2 separate regions of the Homo sapiens genome follow, and region 1 is linked to region 2. A link is an interaction called in ENCODE POLR2A ChIA-PET data of the cell type or tissue named here. Cell type or tissue: PC-9. All regions are shown on one strand. Each heading gives the region's core, and the rest is flanking DNA. Links, peaks and the distances in the headings are about the cores only.

Region 1 (5,385 bases), core at 214-5,213, 110 kb after region 2:
TCCTTAATGGAAACAGCTGTCCATCATTTGACTTAGGGCTAGACCGTTTTTGTTCTAGGCATTAAAATAATACCAGTTACTGTTATCTAGTATGTAATAATTTTTAGAAGTTTATCCTTTCATGAAGTAAATTAATCACACAACTGAAGAGTTATGTTAAAAGAACTACATTTTTCTGTTTGTGCTTATGTTTGTTTTTTTTTTGAGACGGAGTGTTGCTCTGTTGCCCAGGCTGGAGTGCAGTGGCACGATCTCAGCTCACGGCAACCTCCACCTCCCAGGTTCAAGCGATTCTCTTGCCTCAGTCTCCTGAGTAGCTGGGACTACAGGCGCGTGCCACCACGCCCGGCTAGTTTTTTGTATTTTTAGTAGAGACGGGGTTTCACCATGTTAGCCAGGATGGTCTCCATCTCCCGACCTCGTGATCCACCCGTCTTGGCCTCCCAAAGTGCTGGGATTACAGGCATGAGCCACCGTGCCCGGCCAGTTCTTTACCACATATGTATTGATGTTCAGATGGTGTTCTTTTAACAGCAGGAGGGCCATGCCAGTTTAGGAAGCATTTTCACTGGGAAGGTTTGCTGGGATCTTATTAGGTATTTTGTTTGGTTTACATCTACGGAATAATTTTGTATTTATTGTAGAACCATTTTCTTTAGTAATAGAAGTCAAGTCAGTGCTAAAAAAGTTAACATGATTTAAGAGCTTTCTGTGTTAACTTTAGAATACTATGAAACTTTTTGTTAGCGTTACTTAACATTTAAAATTGAGCACTTCATTTCCCTACCATTTGATAGCCTTCCCCATCTCTATAAATGGCACTCTTATTAATGCAGTTGCTCAACCAAAAATGTGGGAGGTATTAATTCTTCTCCCTCATTATCATCTTCCACATCCAATTTATCGGCGTAGTTCCCCTTTACCTCCAAAAACACTGGGCAAATTCTCCCATCTAACCTAATAGCCCCTAACTCCTGCACTCTTTGGTCACCCTATAATCCATTCTTATCCACCACTAGGCTAATCCTTTTAAAAGGTGAATCATGTCATATTCACCCCAGCTTAAAACATAATGGCTTCCCATTGCACTTGGTATAAAATCCAGGCTCCTTGGGGTAGTCTGTAAGCCTTACATGATCTCATTTCTGCCTACCTCTGACCTTATCGTGTTCTTACTGTCCCCACCCCGCCCCCATACTTTTAAGTACCTACCACATTGGCCTGCCTTCTGTTCTGTCCCTTATGCCAAAGCATTTCCTGTCTCCTTGTCATTTAGGTCTTGCTCACATGTCACCTTCTCAAAGAAGTCTTCCTGGCCCCCTCTAGCCCATCATTCTCTTACATTTTCATAGCATCTATCTTGATCTGAAATTAATATATTTTTTTTCTTCCTTCTTCAGCCCTTATTAGTCCTTTGAAAATAGAGACCATGTCATTCTATTTACTTTCTCATCCTCAGTGTCTGAAGTAGGTACAGAGTATGTATTTGTGAATGAAGTATTTATAAAATAACAGTTGATTTGAATTTATGCTATATCATCCAATTTTCTGGTGAAGGTTCAAAATGGCCTGTTTAGTAGAAAGTAAAATGAAGAGGACAGTAAGCTAGCAAAACTAGAATCATTATAAATCCTTTTGACTACATTGTTAGAAATACTTTCTTAAAAAGCTCTGCTTTAAAAACATTTTCCCATTAAACAACATGTACATATACCCCTATAAGTAGACCTAAACATGCTCTGTATTCTTCTGTAAACTTGTTGGGTGTTAGTAGATAGTTAATAAATGGTGTTTCTTGGCTAATTACCTGCGAGTTTGCCTAGATAACTTAGATGCGTTAGCTATATTCTAAAACGATACTCTTAAGGTTCTCCAAAGATTTTTAGAGTTCATACTTCGTTTCTAATTAAGCAGTTCAGACATTTTTGTATTTTAAATGGTATTTGTTTTCAGAGAAGGCATTCTAAGTAAAGGTAGGTTTTTAAAGTACTATAATTAGAGAACATAGCTGAAGCTTTAAAATTATAAATATTTAATTATTGTCCAGAACTGGAGCTGTATTTGTACAAAGAACATTTTCAGTATACTTTTAGACCAAGATACAGAGTTAAATAGCTTAGAGACATTTCCATTTTGCTTTTGACTCTTCGTCTTCTCAGAAAAAGAAAATAACTTGCCTTCTAGTAATTTTAAATCTGATAAAGAATGCATCATTAAGTACCTGAACAGTAAGGGTCAAACTGTGGAGAAATAAAACTATGAATCAGACTTACAAACTTGTGCTATAAGATCCACACCATTTTTCAAGTTTTACTTCATCGTGTGTGCTTTTCTTCTATCTCACTACTTAGTCCCACTAAAGAAGTTGGAGTTATTTACATTGTAAACTGGACATTTTCATTTTTACATACATCTTGGGTGTGTTTTTAGGTAGAGGTGTCTTTTTCTTCAGTTTCATAAGTAGTTGAGGTAGTGGTCATATTTATTACTACAGACTCATTCATAAATATATTTGTTTTTGCATTTTAGTGAATTGACATAAATTTCATTGCTGCAGATTCTGTATTAGCTATCTTGCTTAGCTACTTCTTAAATTTTATTAAAGTGGGATCAGTCCCTGGATTCTAACCTTAATAAGCCCTGACATATACTTCTAGCTTTTGATGAGTCTTCCCTGTACCTTTTAGTATATCACTATCTGTTGTACTTAAGGAAAACAGCTCCAAGTCTCCTGCTTGACTTAAACTCTCAGATCACTTGTTACTATAAAGATTTACCTCCAAGGTTGTCTGTGTGCTGCATTAGGGGCTATTTTTATAGAGTTGCAAGTATGCTACCATTGGCAAGGAAACAGCACATTCATTCAGAATCATCAATGGAAATATATTCATCTTAGGATTCTTGTACTAAGCTATGAAGATTCTTGAGGATAGAGCCAAGTTTTACTGAGATTGAGACTGTGTACCCAAAGACAGCATTGGCTTTCCTGAACTTGAGATCAAAGCTAAACAGGAAAAATGATTTATGTTCACAGTGATCACTCATGAAAAATGGTCTGCAAAGATTTATTCCGCCATTGCCATGATTCACCCTGTATCTTAAACCTCAAGGCACTGTTATTCCTACTCTTGAAATTGGGCAGATACACATTATTCTTCCACTTTATTTTTTATTGGTAAAATGTTTGAATTTATTTCCATGTTTTAACCATATTAAAAGTATAATGAACACTCACTTTTTACTTTTTCTTTCTTAAAAGCAGATAAATTTTTTACATGGTGGCTCTTACCCAAGTTCATGGAAAAGAAATTTGTGCTAAGGAAGACCTCTTCGTATTTTAAACTCATAAGGATTTGATGTTTAAGAATTTATTTTCCAGTTAGGTGGGTGATTTGACAAAGGGAGATTACAAAACAGGATTTTTTTTTACTTTGCTGCTTTACTTTGCTGCCACCGCCGTTGCTGTCATCCAGGTTTTCATAGTGTCACTGTGAAGGCTAAAAGTGATCATCCTCAGTACCTCATTGTACAAGTAAAGTAGTCATGTTAAGTCATTGACTTTTGGAACATACCACATTGAGATATTAGCAGTACCAAATTCTGCTGTCTTTCAGTTCATTCCTTTCTGTTGTGTGTGCCCATTAGGCAGCTGCTTCTCTCTCTCTTCGCCTGGATGAAGGACTGTTCCCCAAAACCAAATGAAATACTTTTCCAACCTAGAGGCCTTGTAGTAGATTTAGTGTGCTTGTATGTAAAATTTAACGCTCTCCTGTGGTTTTAAGATACTGAACTCTGAAAATATCTTAGATACTTATTTTTTATTTGGTATAGCCAGGAAAAGAAACTGGTTAATAGCAAACAAGAAATATAGTTTCTCTGGTTTTGAAATAACTTCAAGCCTTTTCTGTTGTGATTTATAGTCTACTCATCGGTGTTTTCTAACAGAAGTGTATTTCTTTACATAGGTTACTCACTATAAACAATATCCACCCAACACAAGCAAAGTTTATTCCTACTTTGAATGCCGTGAAAAGAAGACAGAAAACTCCAAATTAAGGAAGGTGAAATATGAGGAAACAGTATTTTATGGGTTGCAGTACATTCTTAATAAGTACTTAAAAGGTATTACTTTTCCTAGTATATTTTAAACACTGCTTATTACTCTTAACTCCTTTAGGAGTTCTTTTAGAATTTTTAACAAATCTGTTAATTTGGATGCATTAAATCATATAATTTGGTGTGTGTTTGATGTTCTAAGTATGAGAAAAGTTTTCTGAAATAAAAGGTTTTTTTTTTTTTTTGGAAACCGAGTTTCGCTCTTGTTGGCCAGGCTGGAGTGCAATGGCATGATCTCAACTCAGCGCAACCTCCGCCTCCTGGTTTCAGGCAATTCTCCTGCCTCTGCCTCCCGAGTAGATGGGATTACAGGCATGCACCACCACACCCAACTAATTTTGTGTTTTTAGTGAAGACGGGCTTTCTCCATGTTGGTCAGGCTGGTCTTGAACTCTCGACCTCAGGTGATCCACCTGTCTCGGCCCACCAAAGTGCTGTGATTACAGGCGTGAGCCACCACTCCTGGCCGAACTAAAAGTTTTGAAATAAGTTTAGAAAAGTCATTAATTTTTGGAGGCTAATCTTGTTTGTTATACTTTAGTCATTAATTCAAAGTAAAGGAGTTGTTAATGAACTGGAAACTCCTTTTGAATTATGGTAGCAATCAGAATATTTTTATATTAGCCAGTTTTACCTTGAAGACCTATTTTTAAAAACTACCTGTGTCTCTGGACTTAGTTGCAAATGCATATTAAAACAAAAATCCCCCAATTTCTGTGCTTTCTTATTTGAAAGGCCATTTCTAGGGGGAAAACAGTTCCCAAACACATTATACATGTTGGAAAAGTTTATCTCTAACCTTTTGAATTAAACAATTTCAGAATTGAAAACAGTAAGGTGAATTTTAGGCCAATAACTCTTTTCTATAATCTTGACTCTTTTAAGATTAGGCAGTTCAGATAGTCTTATACTACTGAAAACCTAGCTAGATATCAGAAGTAATTATTAGTGGCAAGAATACCAAAGTTAATACCAAAGTTTTTTTGTTTTGTTTTGTTTTTAGACAGGGTCTCACTCAGTCACCCAGGCTGGAGTGCAGTGGTGCAATCTTGGCTCACTGCAACCTCTGCCTCCCAGGCTCCAGAGATCCTTCCTGCTCAGCCTCTCAAGTAACTGGGACCACAGGCTCGCACCACCATGCCTGGCTACTTTTTTATAGTGACAGGGTCTCACCATGTTGACCAGGCTGGTCTCAAACTTTTGAGCTCTCAAGCGACCCGCCCGCCTTGGCCTCCCAAAATGCTGGGATTACAGACATGAGCCACCACG
Region 2 (5,385 bases), core at 193-5,192:
AAGTGGTGTGTGAGTGAGCGCGGGGTCCAGCCACTGCATAGTCAGACACACCAGCTGCTGCTGTGGGGCAGGCAGCTCCAGGTGCCAGCATGGGCACCAGCTCTCTGTGAGGCTACAGCTGGACCAGGTGCACTGCAAGTCCCTGGCTGGCACTGGGGAATGCGGTGGCTCCCAGAAGCTTGGAGATGCCAGGAACTACAGGGGCCCAAAGAGGGGGTCACAGCCCTGGCTCAGGGAGCTCCCAGGTCTGGGCTCCCTGAAGGGCTGCAGCTCTTCTTTCCTACTCTTCACCCACAATGTGGAGAAAAAGGGCCATGTCTCAGCCCTGTTTGTGTTACAACTCTTTTAGCTTCACCATTCGGCGGGTCCTGAGTTCTTGTCCTGTGACCAGGAAGAATGAGGTACACAGACAAATGAAGCACAGAGCAAGAAGAGGAGCTTTGTTGTAGCATTAGTTCATGCAGAAATATTTATATTTAAAAAATTAATTTTTCACAAAACTTTCCAGGTACACTTTCTTCCCCTGAAAGTATACACTTTGACTCTGCTCAGGCAGCAAGAACAACTGGAGTGGAGTAAAAGTGGGAGAGGAGCAAAATACAGGTGGTCCTGACTTACTATGGCTCAACTTAATTTTTCTACTTTACAATGGTGCAGAAGTGATATACACGTTCAGTATGAACTTTAAGCACACAGGCAACCATTCTGTTTTTCACTTTCAGTACAGTATTTAATAAAATACATGAGATATTCAATACTTCATTGTAAAATAGGCATTGTGTTAGGTGATTGTGCCTAACAGCAGGCTAATGTAAATGTTCTGAGCATATTTAAGGTAAGGTAGGGTAAGCTATGATTTTTTTGTAGGTTAGGGGTGTTAAATGCATTTTTGACTTAGGATATTTTCAAACTTATGATGGGTTTATTGGGTTGGAGCCCCATGGTAAGTCAAAGAGCATCTGTTCAAGCAAACAGGCCATGAAGTTGCCCCATATTTTCCAAAGCAGGGGAGTCGCTCACCAGTTGGTATAATTTGGATTTTTGTCCCCTCTTAATTTCTTGTGGAAATGGATTCCCACTGTGGAGGTGGGGCCTAATGAGAGGTGTTTGGATCGTGGGTGTGGATCCTTCATGAAGGGCTTGGTACTCTCTGCAGTAATGAGTGAGTTCTCACTCTGTTAGCTCACATGAGAGCTGGTTGTTAAAGCCCATTTGGCATCTCTCTTGCTCCATCTCTTGCCACGTGCCATGCCTGCTCCTTCTTTGCTTTCCACCATGAGTAAAAGCTTCCTGAGGCCTCACTGGAAGCCAAGCAGATGCTGGAGCCAGGCTTGCACAGCCTGCAGAACCATGAGCCAAATAAACCTTATAAATTACCCTACCTCAGGTGTTCCTTTATAACAACCCAAAATGGATTAATACACCAGTATAGAGGATAGTCAGGGAGAGCCTTCTGGTGTTTTGGGATTAATCACTTCAGAAATAAAACAATTTTCAGTGAATCACTGTGGTTTATCATTGATTTTTTATTTTTATTATATTATTAACTATATCCATGTATTATTATATTAAAAAGCTGGGCAACTCTTTCCTGCTCAGAGCTCATTCCTTTGGTGTTTTTTAATTTATTTTTTTGTTTGTTTGTTTTTAGAGATAGAGTCTTGCTCTGTCACCCAGGCTGGAGTGCAGTGGTGGTGATCATAGCTCATTCCTTTGCTGTATACAGTATAAAAACCATATGGCAAGTACTTCTAGTATATATATAGCTCTTTCTAACTGCTTGCTCCCTGCAACAGTTACTCACAATAAGCTTGAGCCCAATAAAATTGCTTTTCACAAGTCTCAAGTCTAAATACAATCAGGGTCTTGTTCCTTGGCAAGACTCAGCTCTCTAATTTATCCAACAACTATGACACTCAATCAGTCACTCGTCTCCCCTAAAGGGCTATCCTCTCTAATTTCCAGCTCTTTCACCTGTGCTACTTCCTCTTCTCACTCCCCTTACTGCTAGCCTGGCTTCTCCTCCTCACCCTTCAGCTTCTCCTTAAGGCAGCCCTGACACCCCACACCTGAGTTACGCTTCCCTTTCTGCAGCTCCAAGAATCGTATACTCCTCCCATCACAGGATTCTTCACATTGTATTGTTACTGCTTCTCCTCCTCCACTATGAGACTGTACTGTGAGGGCAGAAATCAGATTATGACTATTCACAGTTGAGAGCAGATAGTAGGTGAACAACAAAAATTTGTTAAATGAGAAAAATGAATAAGTGATTTTTCTCATCAGTGAAGACAGAGTTGGACTAAATCATGTCTAAATCAATCCACTTTTAAATGATATGATTTCATTTACTGTATCACTCCATAGGGTTGGGATGAGGATTTCATAGCTGAAAACAACGTGTGGATCTGTTGAGGGCCACCAGATGTAGCCTGTTCATTTGAGGACATCTGCCTATTTTTAAAGTCATCTGATTCATTTATTGTGTGTTTAATCTGAGGTGTGGGAGGTGGCAGGTTGTGGAATGAACAGGTTAGAGGCATGATGTTTTGCCTTTTGTTTGCTCTGAGTGTCTTTTGGAAAAACAGGAACTTCTTCATTGCAGTAAGCTCTTTTACTTCTCTCTGGCTCCAGTTCTTGCAGGCCTGGACATTCATCCTCTCTAATAACCCTCTGCCACTACTGGTGGTTGGACTGGCTCTGCATATGGTAGCCATGATCATGTGGTCACAGGTGCCCCCATGCTGCTCCTTTGAAGGCTCATATGCCTGTACTATGCTGCCTGATTTTTCTAGTATGCTTTTTCCTTTTAACTTGATCTCAAGCATTTTGATATATCCAGCTTTGTTTAACCAAAGGCATACTTTTTTTTTTTTTTTTTTTTTTTTTTTTTTTTTTTTTTTTGAGACAGAGTCTCTCTCTGTCACCCAGGCTGGAGCGCAGTGGCACAATCTTGGCTCACTGCAAGCTCTGCCTCCCAGGTTCATGCCATTCTCCTGCCTCAGCCTCCTGAGTAGCTATACTCAGGAGTCCTGGCAGGACTATAGGCACCTGCCACCACACCTGACTAATTTTTTGTATTTTTAGTAGAGATGGGGTTTCACCGTGTTAGCTAGGATGGTCTCGACCTCCTGACATCGTGATCTGCCTGCCTCGGCATCCCAAAGTGCTGGGATTATAGGCGTGAGCCACCGCACCTGGCCAGCATTCTTGATAACTATTATTAGACAACTGATTTAATAATGCTCTTTCACATTAAAAATGAACCTAATACGAAATTTTGCCTTTTACTTTTGGCAATTCCTATTGCTGCTCTTTCCCTTGCCAAGATAATGGAATAAGCCTAAAACAAGATACTGACGTAGAACTGCTAAGTGAATGATCTAATCATTATTTGAAGGAAATTGCTTTTTAATCTCTACATATGTGAGACTAGAAAGAATTTCAGCTCAAGTTCTTGATAGCTCAGTTCCATCTGATGTCCAGCTTCTAAGAACGGAGTTATTTTCTGTGAACTTCAGGGGCTTTGGAGGGCATATGACATTAAAACAATTGGGTGTCTTTAGTAACTTTGTTCATTACCACCTCCCTAAGTTAGGAGAAGCATCCATCAAGCTGCACACACCGGCTCACCTGTTTAAGATCAGAGCACTGCAAAGGCTTGTAGGCTTTTTACTACAGCAAGAACCCCTGGGCCTGGAGTAATTTCTGTCTCCAATAATAATGGTAGCCACTCAAATATGGGACCCTCATGGGAATGGAGAATGTTGGATTAAGGGGTGACAATAGAGCCCATCAGGTACCAGTCTCCTTGGTCCTACCCTGTATCACCTTGGATGACACTTCTCTGGCTGAACTCCTTGATGAAGCACAAATGGTTTTAAGAACTAGAACTTAGGTGTCCAGAAAATAGCAATCAATTTCCTTGGCTCCCCATAAGCCTTAAGGCATTGACTGGGAACCACTGGGAGATTTTGTGTCGCAGGACCATGTGAATATCCTAGAAAAGCATAGACCCAAGGGTTGCCTAGGACAATAATAACAGTCACTTATATATCACACTCAAGAACTATTTTAAGTCTTTTCTGCTATAGTAACTCCTCAAAATAGCTCTATGAGGTAGTTATTTTACAGCTGAGGAAACCAAGGGTTAGGAAGGGTGAGTATCCTGAAGAGCACCCCACTTTTGTGTGCCTTTGCCAGAATTCACAACCAGGCTGTCAATTTCAAGTCCCCTGTCTTTACTAGGACCCCTGATCTGCCTCCCTAACTCTCATCCCACCAGGCCTGCTTACATTTACCCGAAAATCCTGCTGCAGAATGTCAACTAATCTATGTAAGGTTGTAATGGAAGGTGAGATGCATAATTTTTATCAGAGTGAAAAAAAAATTTAGGCCCTGTTTACCAGGGCCCAAACATTTGCCACAGCAGTGCTCCAGCCCCCAAACCCATGAATACTCTTTTAAAGCCCATGTTACTAGATACTGGTAACAAGATACATGTTTTAAAGCCCATGTTACTAGATACTGGTTACTAGATACATGGTACTAGATACTGTAAACAAACATTTGTCTTCAGCAGATTCTCTGGGCTTCCCTAGAAAGATGCATACATCCCATAAAATACTGAAGACAGAGACAAAATAAGCTTGGACTCAATGCTAGGTCAGAGCACATGGTTAGGTTTCTGGCTGCAATAGAATATTTCACTGTTGAAGGTCCCCAAAGAACATTTGTAGGACTCCAGATTGGAGTGATGGGACATAGGAAACCTCTCCCTCCGCCTCCTCTTTCTCCTCCTCCTCCTCTTCCTCCTCCTCCTCTTCTTCTTCCTCCTTCTCCTCCTCTTCCTCCTTCTCCTCCTCTTCCTCCTCTTCCTCCTCCCTCTCTTCCTTCTCTTCTTCCTCCTCCTCCTCCTCTTCCTCCTCCTCCTCCCAGGCCTGGGCCAGTGCCAGGAAAGTAGAGTGACCAGCAGACAGGTCCTGCATGGCCCAAGGGAGAACAGTCACCAATATCTAGGGACAGGATTCAAGAGGACAACAGAGAATGTAAAGGATAATTTTTACTTGTTAAGGCTTTTTCAGGCTTGCAGTCTGGCTTTGAAGATGGCAGTTAAGATGCTATGGGCAGGAAGAACATTAAAGTACTATGTGATGATTACACATCTCTTTTAAACGATGCTCTTGATTTGTAAAATTCTGCAGAACTTCAGAAATCTCCAAATGTCTCCAAATTCCAATTTTTCAGCATCTAAATGATATCTCCCACACTGCCTCTCACATCTGGAAAAAGCACAAAACCCTTTGTGGACAATATGACTGGCTGATTGTCTTTGAAAATGATTCCTGTAGCTATTCATAGATGTCATGAACTCATTTGTCCAAC

The links. Peaks named below come from ENCODE experiments on the same cell type or tissue, not always from the same donor. Only the 100,000 strongest peaks of a DNase experiment are listed, where the experiment ranks them.
Region 1: POLR2A ChIA-PET joins it to region 2 with 7 read pairs; 8 of 35 experiments call an interaction of 5 or more read pairs at or near these places.

Annotation. Positions count from the first base shown.
Region 1 is chr7:106,275,760-106,281,144 of GRCh38, reverse strand. NAMPT (nicotinamide phosphoribosyltransferase) reads left to right here. Exons shown (of 11, transcript NM_005746.3): 2 at 3,966-4,122. Among named protein-coding and RNA genes, the nearest start is that of NAMPT, 6.5 kb to the left of the region's middle. In PC-9, for the core only: no CTCF peak of the experiment used is centred there; no DNase peak of the experiment used is centred there; H3K4me3 peaks cover 2,845 bases; H3K27ac peaks cover 3,108 bases.
Region 2 is chr7:106,381,815-106,387,199 of GRCh38, reverse strand. No RefSeq gene overlaps it. Among named protein-coding and RNA genes, the nearest start is that of NAMPT-AS1, 99 kb to the right of the region's middle. In PC-9, for the core only: no CTCF peak of the experiment used is centred there; no DNase peak of the experiment used is centred there; H3K27ac peaks cover 624 bases.